Linked DNA regions of Homo sapiens: all the other regions are linked to region 3. The links are chromatin contacts, found by Hi-C or POLR2A ChIA-PET in ENCODE. All regions are on one chromosome and are shown on one strand. Each heading gives the region's core, a stretch centred on a gene start or an enhancer-like site at or near the end of the contact. The rest is flanking DNA. Distances are from core to core; before and after follow the strand shown.

Region 1 (5,577 bases), core at 1,703-4,202, 420 kb after region 3:
AGATTGATTAGCAGCATCTGCTGTGAGCCTAAGTAAGGACTAGGGGTAGCAGAACAGCAGCATATTTGCCTGCTGCATCACGCTGCCTCTCAAGCTAATGTAACTTGGGGAGGAAGGAAAGCCTCTTCACCTTAAAGTGTATTTTGTTAAAGTGTCACGATGTGACACTGTTGTGATAAAAACCACCTGGTTCCAAAGCGTGCAGAGGATGAAATGTGCGAGGGGCAGAGCTAGTGGCTCCCCACAAATAACAATTATCCCATTGGCCCCCACAGTGCTCCCCAGCAGTAGCACTGTCACATCCCAACAATGCGCCTTTGCCCACAGACACATGGGCCCAATGGCTGGCACTGACGGTTTCCCTGAAAAGTGCTACTGTCCTCTGTTCTGAGTTAGCCTTATTGTTCAGAGCTTAGGGAATGAGGCACATGTCCAGATATGGGACAATAATATGTGCTATACACTTGCTGTCAGCAATATTATAGGTCACCATGATATCAAAACCTTCAACTCTACAGTGCTCTGAACTGACCTCCCCATACCCTAGCCCTCAAACTTGTGAATACCTATTTGCCCCTAATTCAAATACCACTTCCTCTGAAGTCTTCTAGGACTACCACTCACTAGCCAGAGTTAGCTTAATGATTTTTTTTCACTCCATCATCTAAAACCATGCCAATAAATATTTGACCACTGAAAGAATAAATGAACTTGTGTGAATACCTTAGAAATTGGGAATAAATTACAATGATTTTTTGAGACCCAAAAGGATGAAAGGATAGCAACCATTTCAAGCATACATTCTTTGGATCTACTCTGATCATGTGGGAATTACATAGTCTAACAGCAAGTAGAGTAAGAGGAAGGGTTTTGGGCTATACCCCAGCACTTTGGGAGGCCGAGGCAGGTGGATCACGAGGTCAGGAGTTTGAGACCGGCCTGGCCAACATAGTGAAACCCCATCTCTACTAAAAACACAAAAAATTAGCCTGGCATGGTGGTGCATGCCTGTAGTCCCAGCTACTTGGGAGGCTGAGGAAGGAGAGTCACTTGAACCCAGGAGGCGGAGGTTGCAGTGAGCTGAGATCATGCCACTGTACTCCAGCCTGGCTGAGAGAGCGAGATTCTGTCTCAAAAAAAAAAAAAAAAAAAAAAAAAGCCATCATTTGGTGAGGGAAAGACAGTACACAAAAAAAATTCAGATAAGACAGAAAAATCTCTATTACTTGATGCTACTAATGAAATCAACCCTTCATCCCCAAATTAGGACAGATAATGGACTATAAAGACTTAGGTCATTCCACGGGGAGGAGACATTTCCTTAAGATAAGAAAGTAAAAAGCCAGTTTTGTTATGAACAGGGGAGAAATGCAAAGGTCCTGAGGCAGAAAACTGAAAGTGTCTGAAAGTTCTGGAGTGATTGGCTCACAGTGAACAAGAAGAGAATGGCAGGAGGTGAGAGTGGAGAATGGGGAGAGAGAGGCAGTGCAGAGAGGCCTTGTCGGTCCTGATAAAGGAGTTGAGGTTTTTATTCCAAGTGCAGAGAAAAACCACTGAAGGATTAAACAGGATCTATATCTGTAAAATGACAGTAATCCTCTGCAGGACAATTTCATACAGTGGAAAGAGTAACACCATTTGATGGAGTCTTTATACCTTTAGAGAAGCTACTTACAAAGACCCAACTTAATAGACAATTGCCAGGAATTAAACTTCATTATTTTGATACTGTAGAAAGTTGACCTTTAGTTCTAGTTGGCAGATGCGTGCTTTCTGGACAGGTTAGCCTAGTGGAATGATTTATTCTAGAGCAACTCTAAGATATTTTAAGTAAAAAACAGTGCCTCTGAGGAGAAAAGAAGGCTCCATTTCCCAATTCAACAGTTGTTCATTCATTGATCTCTCAGCTGACTTCTAGAGTAAGATGCTGCCCTTTTGGGCAGAAAAGGCTAGGCAGGTCCATCTTCCCCACATGGTCAGCCAGCTCTCCTTTCAGTCCCGGGCATGGTTCACACACTCTGGGACATACACTTAAGGGGCTCACTTCGTAATAGTGGCTGCTTGTTCCTATTGCCAAGTGCTTTCCCATGGCAGGTTGTGTTTCTTGAGCCTAATGTGTTCCAGAACTTCCTATTTCCTTACCAGTTCTCTGATTTAAAGAAATTGTTTATTTTTTCTTCACTTTTTCAACAATCTCACTTTTTCAACAGTCTTTATTGAGCACCTGTGCCTATGTGGAGATTAAACACATTGCGGGGCATTGAAGAACAGTGTTGGGGTGGTATTAGCACAACACTGGTTCTAGGGAGCTCAGGGAGTGAGCACTTATCTCTGCCTGAGTGGGCTTCCTGGAGGAGGTGACAGAGCTAAGCTTTTGAAGGAGTCTCATTCTGACATCTCTGAGAAAGATGGATCAGACAGTAGAAAGTGATTTGGAGACTGCTGGAGAAATCCAAGGAGGGCACAAAAAGCCTGGGCTGGCAAGGCGAGTCCAGAGGTAGAGGAAAAGTTTGCCTAAAGAGGTAAACAGGTTTTCAGGAAATAGAGCCAGTAGAACTTGGAGAATGATTGGGCACAGGGCAAATTTGAGATAATTCCAAGAGTTTGCAGCCACACCCATCTGCTCTCCAAGGAATAGTTCCCAAGCTGAAACTCAAAGGTCACCAGCATTCTTCATGAGATCCTGCTCTGAATCTGTTACCCTTTTTCATGACCTCTTTTTGGAACAGTGATGAAGAGGAAGTGGTATCATATATGGTTTCAGAATAAAGCCCTTGAGTCATTGTATTAGCTCTTGTTTACAGAACATTTTAAGATGCTTTCAAGGAAATACAAATAATATGATTCTTATGCCTATTTCCTGCCAGTGGCCAACCAGTCTTCTAAGTATGGTTGATGTGAGAAGTGAAACTATTTTCCTAAATGCTGTTTCTTTTCTCTTTTCATTATGAAGTATATTCGGTGCTCTTCGAACTGGTGCTTATATGGTGTACATTTTGATGACCAAAGGCCTGAAGCAGTCAGTTTGTGACCAGGGTTTTTACAATGGACCTGTCAGCAAATTCTGGGCTTATGCATTTGTGCTAAGCAAAGCACCCGAACTAGGTGAGTATCTTCTTCCATTTCCTCTCCCTCTCTTTGTAGCAACATATCCACAGTATTTATTTAGTGAGCAAAGAAACATTTTGAAGGTCCTATTTTGTTGGTTGCAAGAAAGTTACAATGAATGAATTTGAGTTCTTGCCTGACTTCTACTTTTTATTGTTCGCTCCCTCTTTCCTTTTAAATAATTTTACATTGTGCATATTAAGAGTAGATAGTTTATACTGAACATGCTGATTTTCGAGCTCTACTAAAAATATACCTCCACGGACTTATAAAATGTACAGAGACCCCTTTAAAAGGCCCACTGAGCTGAGCTAATATTAAAACATGGGGGAAGAAAAGAGCAACACAGCTATTTCCAAGTCCCATATCTGAGCATACTTTCATCTGTAGAGTTAGGATTCAGATTAGGAATTAAGCTTTTCATTTGGGGACCCTCCTGTTCTCATTAACAAATGCTGAGGGTTGGTCTCTGGTGGTGTTTGATTTTAATCATCAAGACTGGCCTTAGGGAAGGGGAATGTAATTTACCTTCCAGAAAGTAATAGAAAATACAGGCTGTATTTGTAGATTTCTATAATTTTTCCCTCAACCCTTGAATGGTCTTGAATGTAAGTGTGGCACAGGTTACCAGAAATAGTAAAGTCAAGGAGTTAATGTGGGCACAGTTTTCCAGGAAGATGTCTTTATTTACACAGAAAGAGATCTAGTGGTGACAATAAGCTCTGAGTACATCCATGAGTAATGCTAGCAAACTGGTACAGATTGTACAGGTACAAACTGGTAAGGCAAACCTGGTCACCTCTGGGGTTCTGGGTTTTTTTTCACCTGCAATTAAGAATTATACATATTTAGTTCAAAAGATATCAATTGCAATTTTTGCCATTGTTTTCAATGGCAAAACCGCAGTTAACTTTTGCACCAACCTAATATGTATTGTCCCCTCTCCTGTTTCTCCTAAAAAGGGAGTTTGGTGTTGTACTTTCCTTACAAACCACCTGCAATATAAGCTATGAGCAGTCTTCTGTAAGGTGCCCCTTGTTCACGCCCCGTGTCCATTCAGATAGAATGGGAACTGTCTGATTTGTGTGGGCCGGCAACCCAGCCACCTTCCACTGGAAGCCAGAAACCTGCTGTTTATAAGTAGATGACAATTGGTTTGAGCTACTGTCTTCCCAGGTCAAAAACAAGGGAAGAACAACAGAAGAAAATTTTTCCTGAAAACCTTTCCTAAGAGGGGCAGAGGTACAAAGATAGTCCAAAATAACTAGATAACTACCGCGTGCATGTGCATGCCTGCACCGCTCCCCCCCTCCAACAGACACACAAACGCCTACACACACGGATCATATGAAAACGGTCTCAGGGTAAAATGCATTAGTGTGGATTCATTCATTCATTCATTCAGTGCATTTATGTTAAGCACTGGCTGAAATAGAATGGCAACTTTATCTAAAAGGAATTTTACAATACAGATTTTATGAACCAGGCCCCAGGAGGTATTGGTACCACTAGGTATGAAGTCATAGGCTAGAGAAGTGGTTTTCACCCTGGATTTACAGACAATGCCTGCAAAATCTGAAGAGGTATTTCTGGGAATTTTAAAATTATATGAGAATATTTTAATTTGCTTTGATTCATAGAGTTTCTGAATCAGAGCACTTGTTCTCAAACTGGGGTTGATCTGAGAGTGTGAGCATGTATTCTTTACTCTTGGGGTTTTGTGATTTTTTTTTTTTTTTTTTTTTCCCTGAGACAGAGTCTTACTCTGTTGCCGAGGCTGGAGTGCAGTGGCGCGATCTCGGCTCACTGCAACCTCCGTGTCCCGGGTTCAAACAATTCTCGTGCCTCAGCCTTCCGAGTAGCTGGGATTACAGGTGTGTGCCACTACACCCGGCTAATTTTTGTATTTTTAGTAGAGACGGGGTTTCACCATGTTGGCCAGGCTGGACTTGAACTCCTGACCTCAGGTAATCAGCCCGCCTCGGCCTCCCAAAGTGCTAGTATTATAGGCATGAGCCACTGTGCCCGGCTGTGGCTTTTTTTCTTTAAAATAAAATTACACGTTATTAAAGTCTGAATTATTTTAGTTGAGAAATATATCCCTCTTTTATGCTATTTAATAACCTTATTAATCCCCTATCTTTTTTGACAAAGGCCTGACTACAACTACATAAATGTAGTAAATGCATGAAACGTGATTTCCCCTGAATGCTACCCCTGAACACTTCAACAGTTTCTACCTTTTACTACTTCCCCCTCAATTTTTTTTTTAATAAGAAATAATCATGCCAGTAGGATGCAAGTAGGAGACTAGACTATGGCTGGAGACTGGACTTCCGACCTTTAAGCCTCAGATCACAAAAAAGCAGCCTCAGTGTTTTCTTCTAGAAACGCCTTTTCCCTGCAAGGACTAATTGTGTTGTGTTCTGAGTTATATACAGCTGTATTTGAGGTACTTGAGAACAAACA
Region 2 (5,432 bases), core at 1,088-3,587, 380 kb after region 3:
TTCCATTGTTCATCTTGATGACAGAAATAGAAGGGTAAAAAGGATAAATATAAGCTTGACAGAATTAAAGCACATCAGTATTTCATTTGGGTTGTCTTTATTTGGTTGGTCACCTGGTAATCATAACTCCTGAATCACCACACTGAAAAGTACTTATTAAGTACCTATAATTATGGGTTGTGCTATATGATGCACATTTAAAATTTATTAAACAAGAAGAGTCCATGCTATCTCAAAATGACTGATTATCTAATAATAAAACAGTATAGTGTTACCATTATACCCAAGTATGGAGGCCTGCCAGTATACAAAGTATTACCACAGAACCATTAGGAAAGCAATCTATCCACATTAAAAACTAAGTGGGCTAGTGGCAAACCATTATTCATCTTGAATATAATTGAACTTTACCGGAGAGATGCCAGAAAGGAAAGGCAATTTTAATTCATTTAAATTGTCCTGTTCATTAAAGAAAATCTTACCTTCTTCTAAGCAATATGGAAAACAAATAGTACATTCAACCATAAATGACAACTCAGTTAAAGAGGTAATTATTAATGCTTAGGCAACTTCCACTTATAGCAGATGCTTAGGTTTAATTCCAAACTAACCCCAAGGATTTGAATTTCACTACAGTAAAAGATTTCTGTGCATGCAATGAAAAACTTACTTTGATCACAGCACTCAAACCGATTCCCATTAACTACCTGTGACCCTGATATAGCTTATACAATTATTTTGTGTTTACCTACCTGCTTGACCACAGCCATGACAATGTTGGATAGTCTTGACCAGTGTAGCATGAAGCTGTGTGACTGTGAGTGACTATTGTCATCGGTTCCCTATTCTCTTTTCTGTCGAAGGAGGAAATTGGGCTCCACCTCTAAGGTTCCTTGCTTGCAATTATCAAGTTCTATGATTCTGTACTGACTGACTTCATTGCCTTAGCTGTTGAATTGCTTTGTAAAGAGAGCTCTTGTGGAAAAGTGAATGGCCCTTGCTGGGAAGTGAGCAGTGCATTAGGATTAATTCTCATTTTAGAAGTTAGGAAATTGGAGAAAAAATACATAGGGAAGATTTTTTGTTCTTTTCTTGGTTCTTGAGGCATTACTTTTCCCTTTATGGCTAGAATGATAGGATTGTATGAAGATATTCATTTAACTTGGTTTATGATTGCAAGTAATACAGTTAATACAACCATAATCAGAATCTCAATTATGTTGAATGGGTAAGATAAATAATGGTAATTTTAAGGAAATGTCTTCCATGGTATATGTATAATTAATTTCTGTTCTCAAAGAAGCAAAGAGGGTTTGGATGAAAGCTTCCCAGGCTCAGAAAATATGACAGTAGAAACATGAAGATGGGAAATTCTTCTTCATCTTTTCACAGTTACACAATGTTCTACACATTATGCAATGATTATGTAATTCAACAGGACAGCTTAAGGAATTTTTACAGCTTATAAGATAACACTTCAAGTACCCCTTTTTCTTCTGAAAGTTTACCACAAGAACAGGAAAATCTAGGGCTACTTTACCTCTAAGCCTGTTTATTTATGAAATAAAGATAATACTTTACCTGCACCATGAGGATTAAATGGTAAAGCTTTTTGGCATTATGTCTACCCATAGGAATCACTCTATAAATCATAATGTGATTATTGTCACTTATTACCTTTATAAATTAGAAAAAAAGTATATACTTTTTCAGATTACTATCACCTACATTAACTTGGTAGAACTTTATTTTTCTTTAGTCTTTGCTTATATGTGCATAAACAGAAACAGTGATTGTGACTCTTAAGTAATTTAATTCCATGCCCTTGTAATTTCCAGAGGAGAAATAAAGCAATATATAATTTATGGCCAAAAGTACTTTCTTCCTGAAATGTCCAATAGTTAAAGTTTCCACAAAATTGTTTCACTGAAGTATAGAAATAATCAATGTCTTTCTGGGGGAAGAAAATGTATCATAATATTTTTCTGAATATTTGACTCTTTAGTTATTAATGTATTACGGGGAAAGTACAACTTTCTGTTAGTGTTTGCTGCCTGTTTACTGTACACAGATGCCTGATTATTTTCCCCATCAGAAAATTTGATAGGACAAGACCACGTTCATTCAACAGATATTTATTAAGCACCTACTGTGTTCCAGGTCTTGTGGGCCCAAGAGAAGAGTCTGTAAACCTCAGTGAAAGTGATTTATTCAACATTTACTTATGGGTTGATTTCTGGAATCATTGCTTTATTTGGTGGTATTCACTAAGTAGGTCACTTGCATTCATTTACATAGGAAAGCTGCTTGTGTAAATAGCAAGGTCCCTTATGAGTCAGCATTACATGTCAGCATAAAGGGAGAAAACACGAAGCATTTTACAAATAATACTCTTTAGGTGAACACATTTTGCTTTTGATATTATGTTTTGTAACTTATTTCTCAACCCTTTCCTTATTGATCTAATTGAATAGGGAAGACCCATTTTAAGAGAAACATTGCTTTCTCAGGAAACATGCTCAACTGTTTTAAATTATTTATAAGGTTTCTGTTGCTTTCAGTCGAATCATAGTTCTATTATAGAAGTTTGTGGATTTTTGCTTTTGAATTTATCTTTTGGCATTATCAGTACTGTTGTCAGAGGCATTTGTACCAGAGTGACTTTATCTTGAATAGGGGCTAAGTAAAATGAGGCTGAGACCTACTGGGCTGCATTCCCAGGAGGTAAGGAATTCTTAGTCACAGGATGACATAGGAGGTTGGCACAAGATACGGGTCACAAAGACCCTGCTGATAAAACAGGATATAGTTAAGAAGCTGGCCAAAACCCACCCAAACCAAGATGGTAACACAAGTGACCTCTGATCATCCTCACTGCTTATTATATGCTAATTATAATGCATTAGCATGCTAAAAGACACTCCCACCAACACCATGACAGTTCACAAATGCCATGGTACAGTATACAGTCTAAAAAGGGAAGGAACCCTCAGTTCTGTTCCTGGGGAAATCCCCGCCCCTTTCCCCGGAGCACTCATGAATAATCTACCCCTCGTTTAGCATGTAATTAAAAAACCCATAAAAGTAGCCAGCCAGCAGTCCTCAGGGCTGCCTATGGAATAACCATTCTTTTATTCTTTTGCCTTTTGAGATGGAGTCTCAAAAATCTCAGCTCATTGCAACCTCTGCCTTCTGGTTTCAAGCAATTCTGCCTCAGCCTCCCAAGTAGCTAAGATTACAGGTGCCCACCACCATGCCTGGCTAAATTTTGTATTTTTAACAGAGAGGGAGTTTTACCATGTTGGCCAGTCTGGTCTCAAACTCCTGGCCTAAAGTGATCCACCCACCTCTGCCTCCCAAAGTGCTGGGATAACAGGTGTGAGCCACCACACCCACCCAAGATAAAATTTTAAATGGCTATCTTGTTCCAAGACACAACCTTGTCACCAAATAGTTCCAATAAAAACACTTCTTTTTAAAATTCATGTATGTATCTAAATTGGCTCAACAAACTCTAAAGAATAAAATTATTTCTCTCAGTGAAAAGACTACTTTTTGTACTTCAATGCTATGTTGTTGAAATTTCAGTCCTAGAGCCTACAAAGGAAATATATCTATCCTGACATGATACTTAATATGTTGGTTAAACTACTGGAAGACCTGATTTGTCAAGGGAGATTTCAACAGAACACTAGTTTGCCGTGTAGACTAGACTCCCTCTTCAGTGAAGCAGGAATATTCTCAAGAATATTTTTTCAGTGCTTACAAAGAGGAGAACTGGTACAAAATTTGGTGTTTCCTAATGACTAAAAATATCTTAAAGATTTTGTTTGCTTGTTTGCAGGAAGAAATCTTTCCTGTTTTCTGCTCTGTATGCTGCCTTTATATTCGGTGGTCGGCACCTAATGAATAAACGAGCAAAGTTTGAACTGAGGAAGCCATTAGTGCTCTGGTCTCTGACCCTTGCAGTCTTCAGGTAGGTTTTTTTCATTTTTCTAATAAAACGTATCCATTTTATCACTTGCTGAAAGAATGCAATGATTGAGCATTTGATTTTAAATCTGATATTTTTGATTATTGAATATGATGAGGACATAAAATAAAGTCATGTTCAGAAAGAAAGCCTTCACTGCCACCATTTGCCATGATGTATTCAACCTTATATATTTTGAGAGGTGTCAGGCCATCTCTTGTCCTGTCCAAATTGGTCATGCAGTAATCTGATTGATCTGTTAGGATGAGAAGCAGTACAGCAATTCATTATTGTTATTGGCTAAATATAGATGAAAGGTTAAATGGGAAGGCACACAAGTAACCTGTTGAAGTCTATTGGAGAACAGGGTTCAAATACCCTGGGTGTGCTGTTCCTAACACTTAATCAAAAGATGACACTTAGACATAGACCAGACACTGGACATCTGTGTCAGTATTGCTAGACCAGAGAATGCTTTTGCTCTGCATCTTCAAAAGCACCCTCCACCCTCATTCCCCGAACTGACTTGCAGACATGTGTTTATGTAGCCAGCTCTGGCTTTGTAAATGTGAAAGAACTCAACACAGAGACTGTCAGGACAAGGCCTGTTCTCTCAGGGCATCTGTCAGCTGGTGTGCAGACTCATTCCTCCAGAAGCTTTCAGGAGCATTTCCAGTCTTGTATTATTTTGTGATCTAGGCAATCACAAGACTAATTAGCACCCAGCTGGTGTCCAAGCAAGTGCCAGGATTTACCTAGAGTGCTAACAAAGGCACCTGTTCTATTTGTGTTTTGCTTGTCAAAACCAGCAAGTTCATAACTAGGCTTGGGGAGGAACGGGAGCGGAGTAAATGTAGATATACTATGAAACACAAAACTATTAATTTTCATATTTATAAATATTCATTTGTATTTTTTCATATATTAACTGTTCTAAGCAGAAATGGATGTTATCATTAAAGCTTCATTAGTTACTTAAAGCTTATTAAAAATGACTGAGGAAGAGTATTTCCATTAAACTCTTATGATCTGTGTTTTTCCATAATGTTGGATCCCTCCATCTAAAACACCCACTTACTCACCACTACTGAATATACTTTTTATTTCAGTGCAATTTCTAAAGCCCTAGGTTTGAAGTACTCATGATTTGGATCTGTCACTAAAATCTCCTTCCAGTTCAATCTGTATCAGATCATGATTCTCTATAATATAAAGAAGGCTTTTCATTTTTATTTACATTTAAGGTTGACAGAGTATGCCTCACCTGAAGTATTTTGATATTTGTGGGGAATTTATCTCTATCCTAATGAAGCCTTTCACCATTTTACTGATTTTTCAATATTCCCTGCACCTTTATCTTTTGTTATTTTAAATTTTAACACTTGTAAGCGGAGAAAAAAAGTACAATGACTCCCCTGCAACCCCTACCTTGGTTAAACAATTGTCAACACTTGGCTGA
Region 3 (4,929 bases), core at 871-3,370:
ATCAGGAAAATATCAGAGATCATGAGAAGAGCGTGCATTTTATTTTGATTCAAGGACTTACTACAGCCAAGGATTTGACTGCCTTTGGCAAATTATGGGAGTATTGGAACATCACAATAAACAACGGGATAATAACTCATTGAACAAATTAACAATCTCTGAGTCCTTACTCTGATTTTTTAAAATGAATAAATAAATGGGTGAGAAGGGAAAGTTATTCCTTCCAGTAGATTGCCTACTAATAATATTTGAAGGAAAAAATTATTTTAAAAAATCATCAGTGGATGCCAAATCCAGGGGGTGAAAGTTTGGTGAGGAAGGGATATTTGCAAGGTTTCAAAAACTCCCTGAAAGTTACCTAAAGAGAAACCTTGTAACTTTACAATGGAGACGCTTGGTGGACACTACCTTAAGCAAGCTATCAAAGGAAGCATCAGTAATAATAGTTCAAACCAGCACAATGTGTCTCTAATGTGATTTCCTGAGAGAGACACATCACTTCTGTGATAGTCCTGACAGAAAAAAAAAAACAAAAAACTTAACTTGCATTTTTAAATCATGAGGAAAATCAGACAAACTACAACTGAGGGACATTCTCAAAATAGCCAGCCTGTATTCTTCAAAAATATTAACTTTAGAAAGACAAAGAAGGACTAAGGGACTGGTTTCAGTTTAAAGGAGTCTAAAAGGGCATGACACTAAGTGCAATGCAGCATTCCAGACTGGGTACTGCACTGGGGGAAAAAACATTCAAAAAGACATCATTAGGTTAGTTGATAAAATTCTATTACAGACTGTGAATTAGATAGTTGTATTAATGTTAAATTTCTTGATTTTGATGACTGTACTATGTTTATTTTAGAGAATGCCCCCGTGCTTAAGAAATATGCTCTGATGTTAAGGGGTAAAGGGAGAGGATGTTTCCATGTGCTCTGGAAAGGAAGGGGAAGGGGTACAGGCTAAAACGTAAACAATTGGTGAATCTAGGTTAAGTATTTCTAGGAATTCCTAGTACCGTTCTTATAACTTTCCTATGAGTCTGAAATTATGTCACAATAAAGTTACCCAAGAAAAGCCTCAGTTAAGAATTCATTCTGCAATAGAACAATCATTGATTAGTTTTGTGACATTAACAGTTTAGTCAATTGAAGTTTCTAAACATCTTGCAGATTGTAGTTAATTGCAAGTATATCAGACTCTAAAAAAGCCTGTACACTTTCCCAGAGTTTGAAAGTTTTATAAGATCCACCAAGCTCCAACCCCATGTTTAGTCAGCTGCCTTTTCCTTCTGAATTCTTCTGACTTCTGATGTCTTCCAGAGGCAGGGGAAAAGGAAAAGTCACTCCTTGCAAGAATGTCTCCTCTGAGTCACACCTCAGAAATAGGCCAGCTAACTAATTTGAGAAGATGAGTGTGTGTGAGTGTGCGTGCGTGCATGCGCGCACCACACACATCTTCGTGTGTGGGAGGTGAGAGGAAGGAGGAAGTGGAATTACACTTTCCTAAGCTATAGCCATGGGGTATGTTTTCAAATACTCTATTTTACTCTTGGCTGGATGCCAGAATATGAATATATATATATATAATATAATATATATATAAAATATAATATAATATATATAATATATATTCCTAAGATCCCAGGAAAGAAAATAATTTTCAATCCTTTTCTCACCTTCTCTCTTTAAAAGACATTCTGCTTGATTGTAGGCAAAAACTACCTTCCTAAACTAGCGTATTCCTGAGCTTGCCAACGGACATGGAACAGAACAGTGTGGGAGATTTCTCTGTGCGGTGTGTTTGGCCCAGCTCAGTGGTCCTCTCAGCAAATGTCAGTCACAGCAAGTCTAACTCAATCACAGTGACCCAGATATAGATACAGTGACATTCATCAACCCGAAGAGCTATATAATGTTTATTTTCTTTTTCTTTTTTAAAGTTCAGAGCCAATATGATTTTATGGGGAAAACCCTTTTCTAAGAGCAAACATTCTTACATTCTAATCCACTTCAGCTACTAAAGTGTGATCTTGACCAAGTCACAAAACCCCAGACTTTTAGTGTCCTCATCTGTAAAACCTGGTCACCAGAGCATGTATAGCCTCCTCACAGCGTTATGGGGAAGTGAGAAGGCGTAGATTACATGTAGTAATACATTTGAAACTCCCTTAAAATTTACATAATGTGGTTAGGATATACCTCATTCTACATCTTATAAATCTAGAATGCTAGTGCTTTCTGACATAGCACTTTCACAATCTGAAATATTTCAAATCCTTTCATTTGACTGCAATATATACTGGAACAAAATTACTTGGTGTATATACACTATAGGCAATGTAAGCATTTTTAAAATGGTAACCTGTTCTTTTTCTCATGAACTTCAGAATAACTCAAAAGCTCCTTTTTATATATCCTAAATTCCATCAGTTGGCCCTAAACTTTTCTAAGTGTGTGCAAAGTTGAAAACAAGGAATAAGAGATAACAATACAAAACAATTCTAGATCACAACTTCTTTGGGAAGATTTTATTCAGTGATTAAAATCAGATGACTTGTCTTGCAAATTAAGAGAAAAAGGCTGACTAATAGCACAATATGTTCAGGAGTGACTTGTGGGTACGTCCTGAATAATTATCGCGCCAGGCAAATGTGTTGGAGTAAACCACCTTCCCACAAGGGCCTCCCTATGCCACATTAATAAGTCACTTACTAGACCTAGCACAATAAAATGATAGTCTATGCAATTTAGTCGTTTCCAAAAGGGAAGAGCATTTCTCTGGCATCTCTGAGTGGATCAGATCAAGGTGACTTTAAGAAAACTGAGGGAGAAGGGGCGATGGCACAAGTTATGGCTTGGATCACTCTGAATTGACTCTAAAAAAAAAACCAAAAAAGGTACCTAATTATCTCATAAATCATCTGGCATGCTGTTTCCAGTGAAGACTCTCTGGCTGTGCTGAGCAATTTTATAAGTTGAACCAGCAAAATAAACAGCAAGTTTTGGGTGAAATCCTTAAACACAGAGCTTCTGATTCGGGACAGGTAGTCACAATTGCTAGGGGTCTATATAGACTAAATAAAGGGTTCCAGAATTACATAGAGGAGCAGCTTGGTGAAAAACAACCCCTCTAGATTGTTCAGACCTCTATGTATTTTTATGGTGGTTTGAATGAACCAGTTAGTTATTTAACTTTATTTTCCAATTTTTTTTTTCTATGTAGAAGATATTCAAGGTCAAGTAAAATTTCTTTTTGTTTTCTTGCTTCCAAAATAAAAGAAATTTACTTAGCCTCCTGCAACAAGTAAACAAGACCAAAAAGAAAATGTATTCTTTTTTTGTTTGTTTGAGATGGAGTCTCACTCTGTCACCCAGGCTAGAGTGCAGTGGCGCGATCTTGACTCACTACAACCTCCGCCTCCTGGGTTCAAGCAATTCTCCTGCCTCAGCCTCCAGAGTAGCTGGGATTACAGGCATGTGCCACTACCCCCGGCTAATTTTTGTATTTTTAGTAGAGGCGGGGTTTCACCATGTTAGCCAGGCTGCTCTCGAACTCCTGACCTCAGGTGATCCGCCCACCTCAGCCTTCCAAAATGCTGGGATTACAGGCATGAGCCACCTCGCCCAACCTAAAATCTATTCTTTATTGACATTTTTATTGACAATGGGATAATAGCTCAGCATACTAATCTAAGAATATAATGAACAAACTGACATACGACAAAAATTTCAAGATCAAAACTACATGTGCTTGAGTATACATACACATCCATGCAGGTAAGAATACATTACACACACACACTTAATGATGATTATCTCACCGATGTTTCCACTCAACTCCTAAATCTTTATTACAAGCTCTAACCTTGTGCTTCAGACATACTTATGCAAGTGCCTACTAGTCATCTCTTCCTAGATGTCTGACAAGCCATCAACACATCTGACACTGAACTTACGACCTTCCCTTCTAACCTGGCTACTTCCCACCTATTTCCAATATCAATTGAGGTGAAGGCTAGCTGGGGTATCCTAGACCCATAACTTTAACTCACCCTTCCTCATAGTCAAGCAATCGTCAAATCTTGACTACTTTACCTCCAAACTATTTTCTCTACTGTGCCCTCTCTTCTCTATCCTGAAATCACGTTTCCTATCTGATCCTTATCTTCTCTTTCCTGGATTGCTGCAATATCTTTCATATATCCAAGTGGATGGTTGAGTTAACTCTTTCTTTTGCCATCTGTATCCAAAAAGTCATGGGGTAATTTCTCCTTCATAATGCCTATCATGGCTATTTTTCCTTTTCCTCCGTAAGGGTTTTCCTCAGTGATATCTAGCTAGCCTGTTCATATAAACTTCCCCTACAAACTAATTTTCTTGTCCCCACTCTGCTTTTCTGACTTGGTGCCTTTCCTTTTTGCCTGCTTTTAGTTTCTCACTTGTCTCTGCTGCTGAACTCCCACCAGAACATCAAAATTCAGCTTAAATCCTACTAGCGCTACGAAGAACACCTTGGCAGCCCAAACTAGAAATGATCTCTAAAATTCCGGTTGTACTTCCTGTCAATTCCACTGTTTCTCTGCCTTTAAACTACGGAGATTGCATTCCTAAGTACAAATATATATACATACACATATAAACTCTTCCCTTCCACAGGGTAGGCAGAAAAGGAACCAAGGGAAAATTTTCACCCTAAGTGGGAATGTAGAGATGTTATTGGTGGAAGTTAGGCTCGTTTATGGGAGAGAAGCTGTGGTAATGCAATGTGTCCCAGCATTTGCCAGAGGATACTAGTCATGTGAGAGCTTATATGATAATATTTTCATTTATTCCATTTGAGAATATTTGAGTGCTCACTGTGTGCCAAACAGTAAAGGAAAGACATATATCCCTACTCTTAGGAACCCCACAGAAGAATCCATAGTCACAG
Region 4 (4,927 bases), core at 2,025-4,524, 490 kb after region 3:
TTTTTCTTCTTAGGATGTTTTCTGCTTATAGGGCTGACAGGCAAAAAGTGGGCAGTGATGGGAAAGACCCCCATCCTGGTCTCCAGGGTCTAGGTGAAGCCAGCTCCCCTTCTGGGGTGCTGATGGTGAGATGTTACTGCTGTTATGGGAAGAAGATTCAGGAAGCAGGAGTCAACCATTATGAATATTGAGAAAAGAAAGAGAAGAGAGCTGGAGTTCTAATTCAGAACAAGAAATACTGCCTTTTTAAAGTAATATTTTAAAATCCTTGAAAGTGATTTAAAATGCTGAGTCCAGACATTCTCACCGACCTGCCTAGCCCTGCAAAACTTATCCAGCAGCCCCACAAATTGACATTACAAATAGTGAGATTAGTTGCACAGTTGAAGAGAGATACCCATGTTCCCATCTTTATTGGATTGTGAGTAATAAAAAAGGATTTATTCCAGATGCTATTAAATTAAGAAAACTTGGACCATTTCAAATTCTCAAGCCCAGCATCGTCCTAATCAGGAAAGCCAGCTCTGCAGCCTGCCTGAACTGAATGATTTTTAGAATCTCTAATGCAAATAGAGATTAGGGTATAGAATATCCCCGAGCCAAGTCCCTCCCCTTCACTGTAGACCACCCACCAACCTACCAGGGCAAATCAGTCCTGGTTCAGACAGGCGTCCAGCACACATGCAGGTATAGCCTCCCTCTGTATTTGTGCAGCTGGCATTCTCTCCACAGCTGTGCTCCCCCAGTTGGCACTCATCAATATCTGTCAGAAAAGACAGAGTACGGGAGAGAAAAGTGGGGTACAGAAAAAGAGGGTTTTATAGTTGGACAGCCTTTGGAAGAGGAGCTTCATCAGCTTCTGTCATGCTATATGTTCTCAGAGACCTATATATTTTTTTAATATATATTTTTTATTATACTTAAAGTTCTAGGGTTCACATGCACAAGGTGCAGGTTTGTTACATATGTATACATGTGCCATGTTGGTGTGCTGCACCCATTAACTCGTCATTTATTTTAGGTGTATCTCCTAATGCTATCCCTCCCCCCTCCCCCCACCCCACAACAGGCCCCTGTGTGTGATGTTCCCCACCCTGTGTCCAAGTGTTCTCATTGTTCAATTCCCACCTATGAGTAAGAACATGCAGTGTTTGGTTTTTTGTCCTTGTGATAGTTTGCTGAGAATGATGGCTTCCAGCTTCATCCATGTCCCTACAAAGGACATGAACTCATCATTTTTTATGGTTGCATAGTATTCCATGGTGTATATGTGCCACATTTTCTTAATCCAGTCTATCATTGTTGGACATTTGGGTTGGTTCCAAGTCTTTGCTATTGTGAATAGTGCTGCAATAAACATACGTGTGCATGTGTCTTTATAGAAGCATGATTTATATTCCTTTGGGTATATACCCAGTAATGGGATGGCTGGGTCAAATGGTATTTCTAGTTCTAGATCCCTGAAGGAATCACCACACTATCTTCCACAGGGGTTGAACTAGTTTACAGTCCCACCAACAGTGTAAAAGTGTTCCTATTTGTCCATATCCTCTCCAGCACCTGTTGTTTCCTGACTTTAAAAATATGGAACGCTTCACGAATTTGCATGTCCTCCTTGCGCAGGGGCCATGCTAATCTTCTCTGTATCATTCCAATTTTAGTATATGTGCTGCCAAAGCGAGCACAGCCCTATACATTTTTAGGTTTAAGGGGACTTTCATGAATGTTGGAGAGATGAACTAGGTCCTACAACGCATGCCCATGCACGTGTTGTTTTCCTTTTTTGTTTCCGTTCTTTCTCTCTCTGTCTTTTTTTTTTTTTTTTTTTTTTTTTTTTTTAAAGAATCTTGCTTGGTTGCTAAGGATGAGGTACAGTGGTGTGATCATGGCTCATTGTAGCCTTGACCTCCTAGGGTCAAGCAATTCTTCCAGCTCAACCCACCAAGTAGCTTGGACCACAGGCTTGCATCACTATGATTGGTTAGTTCTTGTTTGCTTGTTTGTTTTTAATTTTTTTTTTGTGGAGAACAGTGTTTCGCTATGTTGCCCAGGCTGTCTCAAACTCCTGGCCTCAAGTGATCCTCCTGCCTTGGCCTCCCAGAGTGTTGGGATTACAGGCATGAGCCACCACACCCAGCCCCATGCAGGTGTTCTAAGCTCCTGAGAGAGGCTGGAAGCTTTCTTCCTGCTTTGAAGGAAAGGAGACTTCCCAAAGTTGGAGATTAATAAACAACCTCTAGGCAAACATTTAAAAGTTCAGATCCTAAAGATTCATACTTAACTCTTTTGTATAGACATCCTGTCATTGACATACATATTATATCAAATACAACAGTTTTGCTTTTTATATAAGAATAAACTATATCAGAAAAGTCATCCTTTCTTTCCCAACTACCCACCATTTTTTCTTTCTCAGCTACTGCCACCCTAACATTTAGGGCCTCTCTTCCTCTCAATTTTACATTACTGCAAGAACAGCCTTACTCATTCCTGGATCCCATGTTTCCTCCGCGCCATGCCTAAACACCAGTGCCACATTATTCTCCCTCCAGCACAACGATGATAAACCCATCATTGCACCACTTTACTCAAATGCTGCCAGTGGCTCCCTGTTGCCTAGAACTTTGCTGTCCAACTTCCTAGCCTTCGCCATTTGAGAGTATTGAGTACCTGAAATGCATCTAGTTCATATTAAGAAGTGCTGTGAGTATAAAACACACATTAGAGTTTGAAGACTTAGTACCAAAATAAAAAAGAATATTAAATATCTCAATAATTTTTACACTGATATTAAAATGTTAATATTTTGGATATATTTGAATACATAAAATATTATTGCTAAAATTCATTTCACCTGTTTCATTTTACAGTTGTAATGTGGTTAGTAGAAACTTTGGGACAACACTGACTGTCTGACCCTCAGCCAGTTTCACTGGAGAAGTGAAACCTCAGTGACTAACCCTCAGATTTTAGTCTTCCGCAGAGGTAACCCAACCCATCTGTTACAGGCTGAAATGTGTCCCTGCCCCTCCAATTCATATGTTGAGCCCTAACTCCCAAAGTGACTGTATTTGAAGAAAGCATCTACCAAGAGGAAAGTAAGGTTACATGGGGTCATAAGGGTGGGGTCCTAATCCAATAGCATCGGTGTCCTTAAAAGAAGAGGAAGAAGAAAACAAAAGAGGAAGAGAAACTAGAGCGTTCTCTTGCTCTCTGTCTCCCTTTCTCTCTCTCTCCACATCAAAGAGGGAAGGCCATATGAGAACACAGTGAGCAGGTGGCCATCTGCAAGCCAGGAAGAGATCCTTCACCCAAAACCAAATCAGCCAGCACCTTGATCTAGGACTTCGAGCCTCCAGAACCATGAGAGGATATATTTCTGTTGCTTAGGCCATCCAGTCTAGGATATTTTGTTATGGCATACACTACCTTATCAGCCTTAGTTTCTGTTCTTCCCCTCATATAACCTAAACTTAGTGCTCAACTAGGCTACTCTCTACCCTTAATGGCAGTCATGTGATCTGTTCATGCCTGGACTCCTCCCATCCCTTCACATTTCTGCAAATGAAATTACTTATCCCCCATGCTCCTTCCAAAATGACACTTCCTCCCTGAAATCTTTCCCAATACCTCAAACAAATATTTCTCCCAGTTCTGAACTTTCATTGTGGTTTTTACTTCTCTTATGATGTGCACTCTTCTTCATCACTGATCACAGTTATATTTCTTTTAGGTCACGTTTTCCTTGCAATCAAAGACTACCTTCCTCATCCTGATATTTCTCAGGGTTTCCAGTACTGTGGCCTTATTCTTAATAGGGGCCAATTAAATATTTAACACATTGAATTGCTATCCCAGATGGCCCAAACTGACTCTTTTATGAGTTCCTGATATAATTTCAATAAACTATCACCTTGAGAGAAAGAGAGAGCTTTTCCAAAGCAAAGACAAAGAAGTATGCTTGACCAAGAAACTCAACTACTCTTAATAATAATAAGGATAAAATTTTACATAGCACTTTTTATGTGCCAGACAAGGTTCGAAGTATTATAACTACATATATATATGGGGCGGGGAGAGAGAGTAAGAGTGAGCTGGGGGAGAGAGAATAGAGGAGCAAGCCCACTGCTTTCATGGAGTTTGAGGACTCCGTGCCAACCATGCAGGCAGGGTGAGCACACCCCATTGCGTGCTCGATACTGGAAGGAGATGAGTTAGTAACAGTGTGAGAAACCAGAGCCTAACGAGTTTAAACATCCAAGAAGAGATACCTTCCTTTCTCTTCAAAGGAAATTAAATATGAAATCAGCTTGTCTAAATTATCTATGGGCCTGCTTAATTAGAGCAGTGACATTTTCCTGACTGACAGCCAAATATGTGCTTAAAAGAGTGTTTACAGATGTCTGTGGATTCCACAAAACTAATCCAATAAAGGTCTGATTTAAATCAACCAGATTCAAAAGATTGATAGTTATGATTGATATTTCATCTTTAACCTTAGCAAGTGGGAGAAAGCAGTATCATTTGAGCTTCTTATCAGTTTCTTAGGTTTTCAGAAGGAGGGAAAGAAAATACTGAAAGAGAAGTTTTAAAGCGCTGTAAAACTTCAGATAATCACTTCACCGTGCCTCAGACGGCTTCAGGCAGGTTTTCACTTGTACGTGATGCGATGCTACTGACACCTGGAAACGTATGAGACATCCACGACGCGAACTCCCAATCCAACGTGCCACACCCAGACCTTGCCAGAGGACGGGGATTACGAAAGAGGGTTGAATCATTCTTTACTTGTATTTCAACGTCAGTGGCTTGACTCTCCCACCTATTGAACTTATCAAGAAATGTGAGAGGAGCCCTTTGACAAGCCACACCTCCTTTTCTTTATACACACAGCAGTGACTTCCAACAAACTGTCATCAGCTCTGCA

The links. Hi-C counts contacts between places; a loop is a spot of excess contacts on that map. ChIA-PET counts read pairs that join two places held with the same protein, here RNA polymerase II (POLR2A). Pooled maps may share reads with other maps.
Region 1: a map with no recorded cell type shows a loop between it and region 3 (8-fold over the local background). The contact joins two enhancer-like sites. A Hi-C loop is called at or near these places in 4 of 37 single-sample maps with no recorded cell type and 3 of 50 pooled maps. POLR2A ChIA-PET finds 5 or more read pairs at or near these places in 1 of 52 experiments (activated T-cell).
Region 2: a pooled map shows a loop between it and region 3 (3-fold over the local background). The contact joins two enhancer-like sites. A Hi-C loop is called at or near these places in 1 of 37 single-sample maps with no recorded cell type and 2 of 50 pooled maps. POLR2A ChIA-PET finds 5 or more read pairs at or near these places in 1 of 52 experiments (BJ).
Region 4: a loop to region 3 is called in a map with no recorded cell type, with 7 times the contacts of the local background. The contact joins two enhancer-like sites. A Hi-C loop is called at or near these places in 10 of 37 single-sample maps with no recorded cell type and 5 of 50 pooled maps. POLR2A ChIA-PET finds 5 or more read pairs at or near these places in 1 of 52 experiments (OCI-LY7).

The regions. Positions count from the first base shown.
Region 1 is chr4:110,057,131-110,062,707 of GRCh38, reverse strand. ELOVL6 (ELOVL fatty acid elongase 6) reads left to right here. Exons shown (of 4, transcript NM_024090.3): 3 at 2,954-3,105. Among named protein-coding and RNA genes, the nearest start is that of ELOVL6, 140 kb to the left of the region's middle. Within about 2 kb of position 2,952, at least 4 of the 41 ENCODE cell types and tissues checked have a DNase peak (open chromatin) inside an H3K27ac peak, as active enhancers do.
Region 2 is chr4:110,104,041-110,109,472 of GRCh38, reverse strand. It overlaps ELOVL6 (ELOVL fatty acid elongase 6), which reads left to right. Exons shown (of 4, transcript NM_024090.3): 2 at 3,845-3,976. Among named protein-coding and RNA genes, the nearest start is that of ELOVL6, 92 kb to the left of the region's middle. Within about 2 kb of position 2,337, at least 4 of the 41 ENCODE cell types and tissues checked have a DNase peak (open chromatin) inside an H3K27ac peak, as active enhancers do.
Region 3 is chr4:110,481,427-110,486,355 of GRCh38, reverse strand. The region is part of intron 1 of ENPEP (glutamyl aminopeptidase); the gene reads right to left. Among named protein-coding and RNA genes, the nearest start is that of ENPEP, 7.7 kb to the right of the region's middle. RefSeq lists an enhancer at 1,906-1,955. Within about 2 kb of position 2,120, at least 5 of the 41 ENCODE cell types and tissues checked have a DNase peak (open chromatin) inside an H3K27ac peak, as active enhancers do.
Region 4 is chr4:109,989,083-109,994,009 of GRCh38, reverse strand. It overlaps EGF (epidermal growth factor), which reads right to left. Exons shown (of 24, transcript NM_001963.6): 19 at 641-763. It also overlaps the pseudogene RNU6-35P. Among named protein-coding and RNA genes, the nearest start is that of EGF, 79 kb to the right of the region's middle. RefSeq lists a silencer at 4,763-4,927 and an enhancer at 4,089-4,927. Within about 2 kb of position 3,274, at least 4 of the 41 ENCODE cell types and tissues checked have a DNase peak (open chromatin) inside an H3K27ac peak, as active enhancers do.